Regions from separate parts of the Mus musculus genome. Here regions 2 and 3 are each linked to region 1. A link is a contact called in ENCODE Hi-C or POLR2A ChIA-PET data. All regions are on one chromosome and are shown on one strand. Each heading gives the region's core, a stretch centred on a gene start or an enhancer-like site at or near the end of the contact. The rest is flanking DNA. Distances are from core to core; before and after follow the strand shown.

Region 1 (4,752 bases), core at 2,113-4,612:
TCCTGGGCTGCTCTGGAGGCTTCAGCAGGACTCTGTGTGATGGTAACTGTAAGAAGGATCTGAGCGCTTCCATCTCCTGCATCACAGATATGCAAAGGACTGTTGTCTCCTCCCTGCAGAGTTGGGGTGATGTACTATGTAAGAAATGGTCAATGAGGGAGGCACCGGTGTGTCACAGAACACCTGGAGCTGTGCATCTTCAGAAGCAAGCAGAAGATGTTCATTCTGGGCTCCGAGTTTCCTGTAATGAAGGGATTGGGTTTAAAGAGTCCACTCATGGGGTTTGTAAATGTAGCTAATGAGTTTGGGCATTCTGATCACTTGAGAAAGGAGAAAAGGGAGAACACCGTGTCACAGACCATGTGAAGGAGACCCCAGATCCCACTTTTTCCACTCACAAATGCATCTCATTGACCCAGTGACCGAGGTAAGACATCTTGAGTTCTTCTTTTAGAATATCATTTAAGTAGCAAGCTTAGTGTCATTGTGTTAAAATAAAATCATGGGCTTTCCAAAGATCTCTTGAAAGTTCTAGCTAAGTGTATCCTCCGTTTCCTCATGTGTGTGCATGAGAATGTACATATGTGTGTGCATGTGTGTATGCATGTGCATGCATGTGTATGCTCATGTGTGTATGCATGTGGGTGCATGTAGGTGTGTGTGTGTGTGTGTGTGTGTGTGTGTGTGTGTGTGTATGTGTTTGTGAGCGCGTGCCTGTGAGCATGATCAATTCAAGGCAAAAACAAGACCTTCCCCAGACTGGGCAATGGCATTAGAAATAGGGAAAGAGGCCACTGCTTGGATAACGCTCCTGCGATGACGGGTTTGGAAAGCGGGAGTGCCAGAACTTTCCTGGAAAGTTTATTTTTGCTGAGTTTTAAGCCTGACTTCAGACCATTAGCTCTCATGGATAATGCCAGTTTGTTCAAACATGCAAAGGAGCCAGCTGTCTTAGAAAGGGGGCTATCTCTTGCCAAGTGAGAGTTTTGTGGTCTGGCTCGCCTGTGTACTTGATTGCTGAACTTTTAAAGTAAATTGTAAGGGGATATTAGAGGGGATCTCCATTGCCCAGACGGAGGGCTAGGGTGTGCTCATGTTGGTCACCGCTCCCCGAGGGGTCTTAGGGTGTTCACAGTCCGACTTGGATAGCCTGAAGAGGGACCTAGGTTCATCAGGTCTCCCTGGCTCCTAGCTAAGTACACAAGTTCTTCTAGTGGGCCTTGCTTACTTGACCTGAGAAAGTCCACTTACTCACCTTCCAGCTGACCCGCCTATATTGGGCAATCTTTTCATTGACCCCCATGATGCCCCTTTCCCTCTACATCAAGAATCTTCTAAACTAGTGGTCTTCAACCTACCCAACACTATGACCCTTTAAAACAGTTCCTAATGTTGTGATGACCCCACCACCACCACAAAATTATTTTTCATTACTACTTCAACTGTAATTTTGTTACAGTTATGGATTGTAATGTAAATAGCTGATATGCTGGATATCTGATATGTGACCCTCAAGGAGTTGTGACCCATAGGTTGAGAACCACTGGTCTAAACGGATAATACCCTTGGGCAAAAACAACATACAGGAAGGGCTTCCATCTGAATGTGGTCAGCAATTCACCACCATTGCTGCTAAAAGCAAAACATGTTTCAAGCAGTGAAAGATGCAAGACAAACTATTCAAGTGTGGGGACCATTACACCCTTCATCTGGATCTTTCCCAAGCTCTGACATACCATACTCTGCTGGTTGCTGTGGCCATCCCACTGCTATGCCATGCCCCTCTGCCCTCTGGGAAGAGATGGTTGTAGTATCAGGTCTGTGTTAACTTACCTGTTAATGGGCACGGTGTGGCTGGCTCTCTCCTCGGGACCCCAAAGGCTGTGATTCAGATATCCACAGGCTGAATCATCCCTTTCTATACACATCCAGAGCGCCTTCACAGTACAGGTCCTCATTGTCTCACCTAGAGGTCACATGTGGAGCTGCAGGCACCTTTACATTGCTTCTCTCTCCCTCCCCTCCCCCTCCCCCTCTCTCCCCCTCTCTCTATGAGTTCCTTTAGTAAAGTCTGGGCCCACTCTGCTGACTTCCAAGTCAATGTCTATGCATCTACAGTGTTTTCATATATGCCCCCAGACTTCATATTATTGAATTCGATGAAGGTGTGTGCACAGCAGTGGCCAGGAACTTTGGAACCTTGGAATTCACCAAGGAATTCTGTTCCCCACACCTGGGATAAAGCCGGGACAGTCCAAGCAGTGGGTTCAGACTGTGTGGGTTATCCATCTCTCTCTTCCAGCTCAAATCTAACAGCTCTACCCGGACAAAGTACAAGACACTGTAGTGACATGTTCTTCAGTGACAAGTGGGGTAGAGTGACAAGGAGTGTGGGTAATGGTCACACAAAGCTAATGGATCTTTGACTCAGCTCCTATACTCTATGAATTGTAATTTTTTTTAACAAATGGGAATGGGTATTAATAATATCCCTCCCTAAGGTTTCTGTGAAGATGAAAGGGAATCATATTCACTGAGCACTGATTAAAGTCAGGTATTATTATTATTAATAACAATTATTAATTATTATTATCAACTACCTATCTCAGAGCAGTTGAGTGTTAGGAAAAGGTAGAATGTAATGTCATCTCTAAGGCAAGATGAAAGGGAAGGGCTTGTATGAGGGAGCCTTATTCCCTCGTGCTTTGTATATTAGAAGGATTTTCCTGCAGTGATGTCAGGCCCAGCCCAGGAACCTGAGCCCTCTTCTGAAAATCCCTTCAGTAATTTAGTGTAAGAAATACATCTTCCTTCAATTTAGAGCGTTTGGGTGGTAGTGCAGTACAGATGCTAAATATTTTCTGCTGCATATGACTCCAGAAGGCCGGGGGTGGGGCTGGTAAGTCTGAATCCTTTGAACATCATAGGGTCTCTCGGGATGAAAGGTTCACGTTGAATGTGGCGTTTTATAAAATTAAAAGAAAATAATATTTGGCTAAAACAGCTGTGTGTCTCTGCAGACCAGAGCGATGTCTTGAGGCAGTGTGTGGACCCGGGAACTCGAGGCGGGGGCGGGGGCGGGGGGGGCTTTTGGAAAACATCTGGAAACTGCACTTCCAGCTTCAGACCTCGCCAATCAAGTATGAAGTTGTTTATTGAGAAATTCCTCAGTGTCAGGGCATTTCAAGTGTGAACTCGTGCTCCACCATCCCAATTAGAATGATTACAACTTCCCATGATCCTTTGCACAACAACAAACAAACAAAAGCCACCCCAACTTCCCCTCCTCCTCCTCTTCCTCCTCCAGCCTCCCAGGGGGATTTACTGTCCTTTGTCCTGCATCCTGCCAACCAGGTGGTCACACAATCAGCAAACCAGCCACAGTTACAGACATGACAATTTTCTACTTCACTGCCATAAGCAAACACTGAGCAATGGGGTAGAGAAGACCAGCAGCTTCAATAGAAAAGGAAGCAACTGTTTGTCCCAGGATTTCGATTAGGCTGGCAGTAGCGCTATAGTTTAAATTAAAAAAAAAAAAAAAAAAAAAAACAGCTTCCTCCTCCTCCTCCTCTCCCTCCTCCTCCTCTCCCTCCTCCTCCTCCTCATCTCCCTCCTCTCTCTCCTCCTCCTCTTCCTCCCCCTCCTTCCTCTTTCTCTTCTTTCCTTCAGCACTAATGTTCCAGAGAAGGAATCTGTAATACCTAAGCTTAGTGGAGCTTAACGAACGATAACAGGCCCAAACAGGGGCAGCTGTGACCTACACAATAAATCACTTTAGTACATCTCAGGGGAGAGGAACTCCCCTCCCTCCCTCCCTCCCTCCCTGGCCCTCTTACCCTTTCCTGTAGATATGCAAGGAGTTGGACTTAAAGGGAAATGAAAGGAAAAGAATTCGCCTTCTCAAGTCGGGCAGTTTATGTGGATTGTATTTCCCGCTGTAAGGGTTGCATTTTGGAACAGGTTCTTACATTTGAGTTGCTTTGCCCTCTTTTTCCATATCATTCGAAAGAAAGCTCCATCCTCAAGAGACTCTGATGTAATTTATAGCAATCTTTTCAAGTGTCTCTGGGCCAGAAAGGACATCGGAGGTCATTTAAGCCCAGTGATGGTGACTCCGCAGGGCTGAGCACATCAGCACCAGCCGGGGGTGGGGTGGGAGGGCATCCTTTACTGTGCAGTCAGGACTCCAGGGTCACCCCTGTCCTTAGAGAATAATAGGATGTGGCTGCAGAACCCTGGGAAGCTCGCCTGTCTGGGTGTCTCCTCATTTACAGAAGTAAAGCCTAAGGTCTGGGAAGAGGCTGTGATCTTCCCAAAGGAATGGCATGAAACTCCTGAATCTTGATGCTGGGCTACTCCCACAACCTGCCTCTAGCTCACCAGACAACGGAGACACTTTCCTAGCAGTGGCAGAGGCTGTGTTCTTGGAAGAAAGCACCTTGAGAATCTATGGATTTCATCTGATCCTCAGTCCAGGGCTTAGGAATGGTCCCATGGGCAAGGAACGCAGTAGCCTCAGAACTCACGGAGATTCTATAGCTCCTGGTGACCACCTGCACATTCACGCACAGAAAGCATCCTCAACACACAGAGCCTCTGTCCCTTGCTCAGCTGCCTTCTTCAAGTGCTGTGGTCTCCAAGTCCTTTGTCTTGTCCAGGTTGTGTTTGTCCAAGATTGGCCATTACAGCTGAAAAGATTCAGGTGACAGTAAATCACTGTTAGTGGAGTTCGATCTAAACTCTCCAGTC
Region 2 (4,645 bases), core at 1,936-4,435, 38 kb after region 1:
AGATCCTGGCACAGTTTAAAGCTGTCCGCTTTGAGTTAGGACTTGTTAAGGAGGGTTGTGTGAGCTGAAACCCGAGACAACCCTTTTGCTTCTATCTGGAGCCCACATCTTGCCTGGAAATGGGGCATGACCATGCGAAGGGGTCGCTTGCTGTTTGTATTAAAAGGGGAAAAACGGCCCGTGTGCCTGCCAGCGCAACCCCCACATGCTTTCTCCATTAAAGTCAAGCGCAGAAACTTATCAGAAACATATGTCTGCTGTTAATCATCTGGCCCGGGCTCCACTTGGGAGTCTAACTAGTTGTACCCTGGCAGAGAGAATCTGTTGACCTTTTCAGCTTGCTTGAAGAGGGTGAAGAGAGGCATTTCAAACTTTGTGATACGGGTGCCAGGGGATGCCTAGCTACGCCTGAGTAAGGACAGACAAATGAAGGTCCCAATGCTGGAGGGCTGCAATGTGGCTTGAGCGCGCTTTTACTTTAGGAGGCCAGTGGCTACTACAGGGAGTGAGTTGGGAGCCGCCCTTTGGAAGGTAAAAAAATAAGGACTGTTTATCAGGAAAGCCCCATCAAATGAATTCTCATAAATTAGGTCTTCTTAGATCATTGAGTGTTGCTGAAAGGTTTGATGGTTCCTGTTTAAAACTTTAAAAAATACATCCTATTTCTGAATTGCCAAACTACATGAATTTCAAGCCCCACCACTTTTTTTTTTTTACAAATTTTGAAATAATCAGTTCTAAGACATAAAAGCCTTCACTCTTTTATTATATTTTCTCAAATAAACTTCCCCAAAGGAAGATATTTTAAGAGCATTTTCAAACATCTTTGGCATCACATAAAAAAAGAAATCTCGTGTAAAAAACGAAATGTCATCTCAACTTTTATAATACAAAGGCGCAATCCAATATGAACATATAAAATATATACAAATGCAGTGCATGGTCAGTCACTTAATACAGCTCTCTACAAAAAGTAACTTTTTAGAATTAAAAAAAGCAACAAAATAACCACCAAATTATAAAAGTCTCTCCTAAAATCCAAGTTCGTTTTTAGTGTCCGTCAGAAGAGAGAGGTGGGCTAGGGACTTTACGGGTAGCAGTGGCCTGAGGCTCTCAGTTCCGCCACGGTCTCCACATGGAGTCCGAAGTGAGCGAGGAGCCACTGGAAGGTGACACTGCGTTAGGACCCACCGAGGTCCCACTGTTGCTGGTGTAGACCGGGATGACCGGGCCGCTGTGAGCGAAGGCCCCGTTGGGGATGAGAAAGGCAAATTGGCCGTCAGGAGCCGGCACCACTTGGAAGCCGCCAAAAACCTTGGCAGCCTCTCCAGCCTGGCTGCCCAACTTGCAGGGTGCGCTGCCGGGAGGGGGCGCCGCGCCCCCGGGGATGGGCACAAGCGGCGGCGGCGGCGGCGCGAATGGCGCGTGCTGGGGACCGGCAGGTCCTGACGGGGGCGGCGGCGGCGGCGCCTGCAAGGCGGGGTGCGCCTGCCCGGGGTAGGTCATGGCGTTGATCTGGGTCATGCAGTTGGCCAGGTGGCCCAGCAGCCGAGTGCGCACCTCGGTGTTAACGCCCTCACACGTGGACAGGAAGCGGGTCACCTCGTTCATGCACTCGCTGAAGCCGGCGCGGTATTTCCCCAACACGCTCGGGTCTGTGCTGAGCGCGGCTGCAGGCCAGAAGGAGAAAAGATGGGTCACCGAAAAGCCCTGGCCCCGGAGCCATACAGCCTCCCGCCCTGGGAGGTCCCCGCAGCGCGCCTCCGGAACCACCTGGGGTTGGGAGGGTTGGGTAGGCTAAGAACAGCCAGCTCCTTCTCCCTAGGTTGGGGACATAAGCCAGGACACTCCCTCCATCTAAACCGATCTCAGCTCCAGATCTGCCACCCCTAGTCCCGCGCGCGACCTGACCTTGGACAATGCCACCCAAGGCGCCTTCCAAACCCCACTTCCCCTCCTGCGGCAGGGGTTGGACCGGTGCTAAACCACTGACCCCTACCTTCTATCCAGCCCCAAACTTCCTCAGTCTTACGTCCTTTCGCCCTCACCGGCTTCTACCACAGCCAAGCTGCCCACCACCCTTCTCGGCTACAGCCTCTCCCTCCATTTCCGGAGCAGTAACAACTTGGGAGCTGTGGCTATAAATAAGACCCAGACCGTGGGAACGCGGAGTGAGCCAAGGCAGTAAAATGTAGCTGAATGCCTCTCACAACCGCGGGCGGAAGTCTGGAAGAAATCACCGCGGGCCGAGAGGGACACCCGCAGAGAGGGGACGCACGCGCGGTCCTTACCGGTCATCTGCGCCCGCTGCAGGTTCCGGAGGTGCTTCACAGTCATTTCCAGAATGTCTGCCTTCTCTAGCTTGGAATGCCGGGAGCTCTGCGCAGAAAAAACAAGGGATGAAAGTCAGTCCTCCTTGTCAGCTGCCTCCGAGTTCTGAAGGTCCCCGCCCGCATGTCCCACATCCCAGGGCCCGGCGGCCTCTCTCCCGCCAGTGGGAACGTAGTGCTGGCGGGGTAAGATCCACATGCAGCAGGCTAAGAGCTTAGTTCTTTGTGCCTGGGAAATGCCATTCCATTCGTAATTAAAAATAAAAAAAAGCATTGCTCACTTACATCTTTCTTAAGTGCATCCAAAATCAGTGTTTTCAGTTGGCTTAGACTTTCATTTATTCTTGCCCTTCGCCTCTTCTCCATGATAGGCTTTGATGACTGCAAAGGGGGAGAAAAGAGGTCCTGAGTTCCCACGGGATCTGCCATTTCACCCCGAGGTTTTAAGAGAAAAGTAAAAGGAGTCCCGCTGTGCACAACCCACTTAATTTCTAGACGCAGGTACTGTCTTACCTTTCTGTGCTCAGAGGCCGTCTTTGGTTTGTCCGGTGTCGTGTTGACACTGGCTGGGGTAGCAGCCACCGGGGAGGAGGAATTTTTCTCCATTATATCAGCTGGCATTTTCGTTTTTTTTTTTTTTTTCTTCTCAGTCCCCAGAGAATTTTATTTTTGGAATCCTTCACGCAAAAAAAAAATAATTTTTTTTTGCTTACGTCCTTTTACTTGACTTTCATAAGAAAAACTACTGAGCAGTTGAAGGTTTATTATGTCTTAGGGCTACTTAGTGATCGGTAGCACTATTCCAGGACCAAGGAGAGAGGTAGACAGGGGATTCCGCTGTTATCAGCACCAGCTCCAGATCCTGTGTGATCCGCAGGCCCTGGCGGCCTCTATATATATCTGGGACTGCACGCGAACGGCTCGTGTGAAACTTCCCAAACTTTCTTTCCCACAGTAACTTTCAGCCAATGGGAGGAAGAGACACGCGGCACCGCTCGTGGACTGCGCCCCCCCATTGGCCGCTAGGCACAAGGTCTGGCGGCCAATGGCGCGCGCCTGAGCCCGGGGCACCGGAGGCTACAACGTCAATCAAAAGGATTTTAACCCTTTGCTAACTCTTTCCTCTGGGCTTTGCTTAGTTTTAGTCTAGTCTATTTCTTTTGTGGCCAGGCCTTTGGTTTTTATTGTTCTTGCTGCATGCAATATAACTACTTTGTATAATAAGTTCATTTGAAAAATATTTTGAACAGATATAGGCCAAGACAAAATTTAGTGATTGAAAAAAGGAGGGAACAAGGTAAAGAGGATGTGTTACTCTAATGTCTTCCGGAATTCCCGCTCGAACTCTGTATGTTTAGGGGAGTCAAAACTGCTCATGAGGTTGGGGAGATACTAAACCCCACACGCTAAACATGCCCTTACCGTCCCCCCAAATGCCTTCACAGCCAGGGTTTTCGGAGCAAGGTGTCTTTTGGATGCTTGTCTCCCTCTAGCCCATTCATTCCTCTCTTGGAATTGCAACCTTGGACCTCACGCTTCTCCAGAAAACAATCAGAATAATTTCCTACTGGGCAGAAAGGAAATGGAATTTCAAACGAAAAAAAAAATGAACAAGGGGGGCTTTGATAGCAATGCGACAGGAGGGGCGCGCTCGTTCCTCCGCCACTCTCTCTACCTTTCTCCCCGCAGGCTCCCAGTTGGCAATACGGATAGACGGCGGGCAAGGGAGTCGGGGCTCTCCCCTCCTCACCCCGCGGGCGGCCAAGGCGGCCTCGGCGCCCCGCGCGCGAGCCCTTTAAGAGCTCCACCAGCCGAGCTGCAGTTTGACATCAGCCGGCCGGCGAGGGCGCGCCTGGAGTCGGAGCACGTGCCAGGATGTTTTATTGCCGCCGCGGCTGCGGCCGGGGCCCAGAGGATGTGTGTGTGTGCGTGCGTGTGTGAGTGTGTGTGCGCGCGCCCCGGGGGCAGGGAGGCGGGGGCCGGCGGCGGCCGGCCGGGAGGGAGCGGGGGCCGCCTCTGGTCCCCGGGAGAAGCCAAGAAGGTAAATAGCAGCTGCTGTGCTCGAGCCTGGGAAAACCCCGCCCCCTGCGCCTGGCCAGGGCTCATTGGCGCGCGCTGCGTGTGGGGTGTGTGCGTGCGTCCGTGTGTCCGGGGCCCCCTCCTCCGGCCCGGGCGAGCCAGGAATCCGCGGGGGCGGCGGCCCGAAAGCTGAGCCCCCGCGCTGGCCTCCCTTCCCCCGCCCCGGCCAAGGTCAATCCTTCCGGGCAGGGAGCGCACGCCCAAGGGTGGCGATCGGGGAATTCGTGGGCCCCCTT
Region 3 (4,823 bases), core at 56-2,555, 64 kb after region 1:
TGGGGGGGCAAACCCAAGGCCTCACACATGCTAAATCCTGGCTCTCTCACTGAACAGTCACAGTCCTGTACCCGCACAGTGGATGGCACAGTACTCAGCCCATTACAAGCTGTTGCAGAAACCGGCCACGTACAGAGAGTTCTGCTCTGGCTGTTAAACTGTCACTGGTTCTGTTCTGGGATGCTGCTCTTTTTCATTTTGGCCGTATTTGCACTTTAGCATCAGAGGCGCATGCCTTGCCTGGCCTTGTGGAATCGAGGAATCCCATAGCTACTGTTCTTCATTACAGTGACTGAGAGTGGGCTTCACCTATCACAAAGCAAACTTCCAAATAACGGCTGAGTCGGGGAGTGCAGTGTCCCCCATGTATCATAGGAGTCTTAGGCCTCTGATCTTCTGCCCAGCAGTTGTGAGTCTCCCTATTCAAACAACTGCACACATAGAATTAGAGGGCTGCTTCTAGAAACCCTGGTGAATAGCAACCAGCAAGAGACCATTCTGATTGGTGGTGGAAGTGAAGGGCCAGTGAGGGACAAGTCCCTGAGCAGGTGACTTATTCCAGGAATCCACTAGGGAACAGACAATAAGGAACCACTCCATTCTGGTGACACCAGAGGAACCAAGGGCAGTGACTGCTTCCCAGAGCCCCTTAGTCAGCAGGGTGGGGGGTGGAGGGGGGTGGTGGTGGTGGGGTAAATACAATCCACTCTCAAGGGGAGAAAGCTGGGAGAAATTCATTCCAGTCTTCCTCTGGTATGCACTAGGGAGCTCAAGTGTCCTCTCTACAGAGTTGTGAAGGGCCTTCTGGATGGCTGGGACCACAGGAGAGTGGCATTGTACCTGACTCACTGTCTTTAGCAGGCCAGGCGATCTGAAATTTAGCCCATGTTAATTTCAGCATGTCTGTCCTACCTGGAACACAGGTCTTCCCTCGGCCTTCTCTGTAAGAACTGTGTTCAGAAAAATGGACTAATGTGACTTTGAATTGGTTGGAGAGAGCATCAGCTAGACTTTTATCATACTGGATGTCTGTTAACTGAGAGCAAATTGTGTGTGCTGCTGGCTGGAGGGCACACCGTAGTGGAGAAGCCGAGAGCTAAAAAAACAAAACAAAGCAAAGAACCCTACTTGTTTAGGTGCGGGTGGGCTGTCAGAATAAGGGGTTGTGAGAAAAGGGGAAGGAGTAGGAAGCTAGACAGGAATGCAAAGAAGATGCAGGAGGATGAGGCGAGGCCCGCGGCTGCAGGGAGTGGCCCATTCTGAGGTTGGTTTTGTCACGTGCCTTTGCAGAACCAGCCCACGGAGGGCCATTCTGCTTTGACACGGGCATGGCCCTCTGACAAGGTGGCTCTAGAGAATGAGCCTGTCTGCTCCTCCCCCACCCTCTAATGGGCTCTCCTGGGACTGCAGTGCAGAGCCCCTCCCTCCATGAGGAAGTCAGTGCTGTGAGGTGCAGCAGAACACCTGGGACCCAGTGACAGTGACTTGCTATGCGCCCTCTGGGTAAGTTATTTCTTCTCCCTGGCTCCTTCCTCTTTCAGAACTGGAGAGGACTCCTTGTAGCTATAAAGGTTTGATGGTGATTACTGCAGAACTGCAGTGTGTGTGTGTGTGTGTGTGTGTGTGTGTGTGTGTGTGTGTTAGGCTTGCTGTTTAACAGGGTGCTAAGGTGGCAGGGAAGCCATCCTTCCCTCTCCCCCCCCTCCCCGCCCCCCCCAGCTCCACACGTGTGTGTGTGTGTGTGTGTGTGTGTGTCTCTCATTACTGTCAGGAGGCGTTAAGATGGCCCCATGGAGATGAGAACAAACCCCTTAATTAGGCACTGTTCCCACATCTAGAGAGGAACCAGCCTGGGCCCGGCTGCTCTGGCATTGTGGGGAGCCTAGTCCGTGGGGGCAGGAGGGGGCAGGAGGGGGCAGGAGGGCACAGGAGGGCGCAGGAGGGGGAGGCTGCGGCCAGGGCATCTGAAGGACTCAGCAGGTTTACACTTCGCTGACCTGATGGATGAATGGGGCCCTGTCCACCCACATGGGGTCTGGAATCTTCAATTACGGCAATTACATCAACAGGTCGGAAGGGCAGCACTTTCCACTGAAGAGGTTCAGGGCTTTAAAGAAAAATCCTAAAGCCACCGTTTTCCCTGCTTTCTTTTAAAGGGACTAGGCTGATCAAAGACGACCCCCATCTCCAGTCTAATTGGGCCATAGGTAGAAAAGAAAGACACGGCCGAGTTTTCTGTGAGAGGTGGCTGCCATACGCTCGCTCACCTCTGGACTCCTGGCTCCTCTCCTATTCAGGTTTGTGTTTGTAGACCCTGGTTGCCCATGCTTTGCACTCCGCATCTTTCTGAGGATAAGACCTGGAGCCTTCCCCTCTGAATCTCCCAGCATGCATCGCAGTACAATCAGGATGCGTCTGGACTGAGGTCAGAAGGATGGATGCCATGGAAAGGTCATTTTAGTCTTTCTGATCATGTTTCCCCCTTCAGTAAAATCAGCATACTACTGTCCACCTGTCTTTGCTACAGTCCCAAAGGGTCCAGCTGCAACCACATACCCCAACTAATCCAGCATTTTCTTTTTCCTCAGACACCTGTTAGGTAGTTAAACTGAAGGGAGGTTCTTGCCTCAGCAGCAAATGGGTGGTCCCTGAGAATTTGCTAGAAGTGTAGCTCTTGGGCCTAACTCTAGGTAAGTAGGAATCTGCCTCTTACTTACCAAGCTCTCCAGGAAAACTGTGGACACATTAAAGCCTAAGGAGGGCTTTTGTGGACTGAAACTTGACACACTGAGCATGAGGGAGCCGGTAGGAGGGAGCCTGTAGCTCATTTTCATCTGAAAACGAAGATTTATTCTTTCCTACACGAGGGATGCTTTGAGGCCCGGAATGAAGCAGTTTATCATTGCAAAGGTATTTCATCCAGCTAGTGGGTCATTCAATTGACGGACATTTGCTAAACAGCACTGTAAGGAAGGCTTGAGGCTTGTGAAATATATTCTCTGCTTAGGAACAACTTGAAGAGGTCCCCCTGAAGTTCAGAAGAACTCCAACAAAGTGCAGCGAGCGTAGGACTTCCCTGAGGAAGACGTAATAGCTTCTGTCGGAGTGAATGCGGCCCAAGCAGACCCTCCTAGACGGAGGGCAACACAAGCAAAGGCTCTGTAGTTTTTAAGAGGGGGGAAGGCAGCACACCTGAGCCCCAGGGTCTCACGGGAACCAGCAGAACCATAGCACATTTGCAGATGGTACCACAGCTTGATCAGTGAATCCACCACACCTTGACTGTTAAATCCAATGAGAGTGGTTGTCCTGGGTTAGTTCTGTGGCGATCACTGTCTGGTTTACTTTAGGTCTGGCCCTTCATCGGAGCCTTTCGTATGCAAGGTACTATTATGTTTATTGTACTGTTAATTTATTTGAGAGGCGTATTCCTTCAAACTCCTCATGGAGTCTCATGGCTGAGGTTTATTGGTGGCTTCATATTCTACTTCTTGAGAATTTTAAGATCATGCTAAGCTGGGTGTGGTGGCACATGACTTTAGTCCAGTACTTGGGCAGCAGAGGCAGTCGGTTCTCTGAGTTTGGAGCCAGCCTGGTCTATAGAGTGAGTTCCAGGACAGTCAAGGCTAAACAGAGAAGCTGTGTCTCAGAAAACAAAACAAAACAAAACAAAACAAAACAACCATCCCCTCCCCCAAATCTTGAAGATTAGGGAAATAAGGGAATAGGCCACCAGGTATGTTATCAATGGGTGTGGACTTTTTGAAAAAGCATGGGATTATCCCCATGTTAACTGGGCATTGTGCTATAAACGTGTGTTGCTTGTCATCAAAGCTGTTGTGTAGAAACATGGGAGGTTTGCCTCAGCCTCTCTCCCCTAGCGTCACCTGAGTATGTCCACAGCAGCAGTGGGATGTGTGTGGCTGCCAGGCTTAGGACAAGGGACAGAAATGGAGATGCCATGGTGGATACAAAAAAATATGACTTCTTAGGTGCCCCCTACGAGGTAGCTTGCACACCGGATCAACCAAGAGTGTAAGGAGCATATCTCCCGAAGGGCTAATGTGATGTGGAGTCTTTGGTCACAGCCAGTGAGACAGGGAGTGGGTTCATTCATGTGGCTGCATGAAGATGCAAAGTCACTTCCTGTTAGGGGCAGTATGAGTAGAAAACAAGGCCTGCAAGAAGTGACCAGAGGGTGAGCTCTTGGTGGCTCCTCCAGGCCACCATGGGTCTTGGTTCCTCGTGGAATGCAGTCATAGCAAAGACTTAGGTATCAGGACTTCTTGGTAGTTGAGGACAGCAGTGTGTGCTGTGTAGCCAGGTTCTTCTTGCTTAGTTCTCAGTGACTGAGCTAAAGGCAAGGACTTTGTTTTGCTTGTATTGGATAGCACCCTTGGATGCTGAGTTAAAATTTAACCAAACTTGCAAATAAGGGTTATCTGTCCATCCCTGGCTTGGACATCAGGGCAAAGGCTTCTTTCTTCACCACTGCCCTCAGCGTGCACCCTCTCTCTATTTGGACGCAGAGTGAGGTGTTTCCCTGTCATCAACCCCTGTCAGTATATAGGGACGTAGGTGAACAGTGTTTAAGTAACCCAGGACCTTGAGCTCCAAGTGGATCTTTGCTGTGAATGTGGCAAGCAGCACAATGCCATAGACAGAGCCTGAGATTAGGAACCAGGCCTGGCTGGATTCAGATATGAGTCTCTCATCTGGCAGGATGCTTGGACTTCGCTTTCCCACCACTGAAGGCGTGATCTGCCCTTGCTGCATCACGAAGACTGAAGGAGGCAGGACAGTCCCTCAGTCGTTAGGTAGCT

What was found. Hi-C counts contacts between places; a loop is a spot of excess contacts on that map. ChIA-PET counts read pairs that join two places held with the same protein, here RNA polymerase II (POLR2A).
Region 2: POLR2A ChIA-PET joins it to region 1 with 41 read pairs in Patski. The contact joins the promoter of Hes1 here to the enhancer-like site in region 1. A Hi-C loop is called at or near these places in 1 of 37 maps with a recorded cell type or tissue (heart). POLR2A ChIA-PET finds 5 or more read pairs at or near these places in 4 of 5 experiments (Patski and embryonic stem cell).
Region 3: a loop to region 1 is called in a map of T-helper 17 cell, with 2.3 times the contacts of the local background. The contact joins the promoter of 9030404E10Rik here to the enhancer-like site in region 1. A Hi-C loop is called at or near these places in 1 of 37 maps with a recorded cell type or tissue (T-helper 17 cell).

Annotation. Positions count from the first base shown.
Region 1 is chr16:30,101,766-30,106,517 of GRCm38, reverse strand. No RefSeq gene overlaps it. Among named protein-coding and RNA genes, the nearest start is that of Gm32998, 34 kb to the right of the region's middle. Within about 2 kb of position 3,362, at least 1 of the 3 ENCODE cell types and tissues checked has a DNase peak (open chromatin) inside an H3K27ac peak, as active enhancers do; it is heart, where a contact is called at or near this core.
Region 2 is chr16:30,063,897-30,068,541 of GRCm38, reverse strand. Hes1 (hes family bHLH transcription factor 1) reads right to left here and starts at 3,185. Exons shown (of 4, transcript NM_008235.2): 1 at 2,844-3,185; 2 at 2,616-2,711; 3 at 2,292-2,379; 4 at 746-1,670. The coding sequence starts at 2,951. The coding sequence ends at 1,114. It overlaps Gm32998 (a long non-coding RNA gene), which reads left to right. Exons shown (of 3, transcript XR_876001.2): 3 at 1-679.
Region 3 is chr16:30,035,961-30,040,783 of GRCm38, reverse strand. 9030404E10Rik (RIKEN cDNA 9030404E10 gene) reads left to right here and starts at 1,305. Exons shown (of 4, transcript NR_045878.1): 1 at 1,305-1,503; 2 at 2,157-2,297.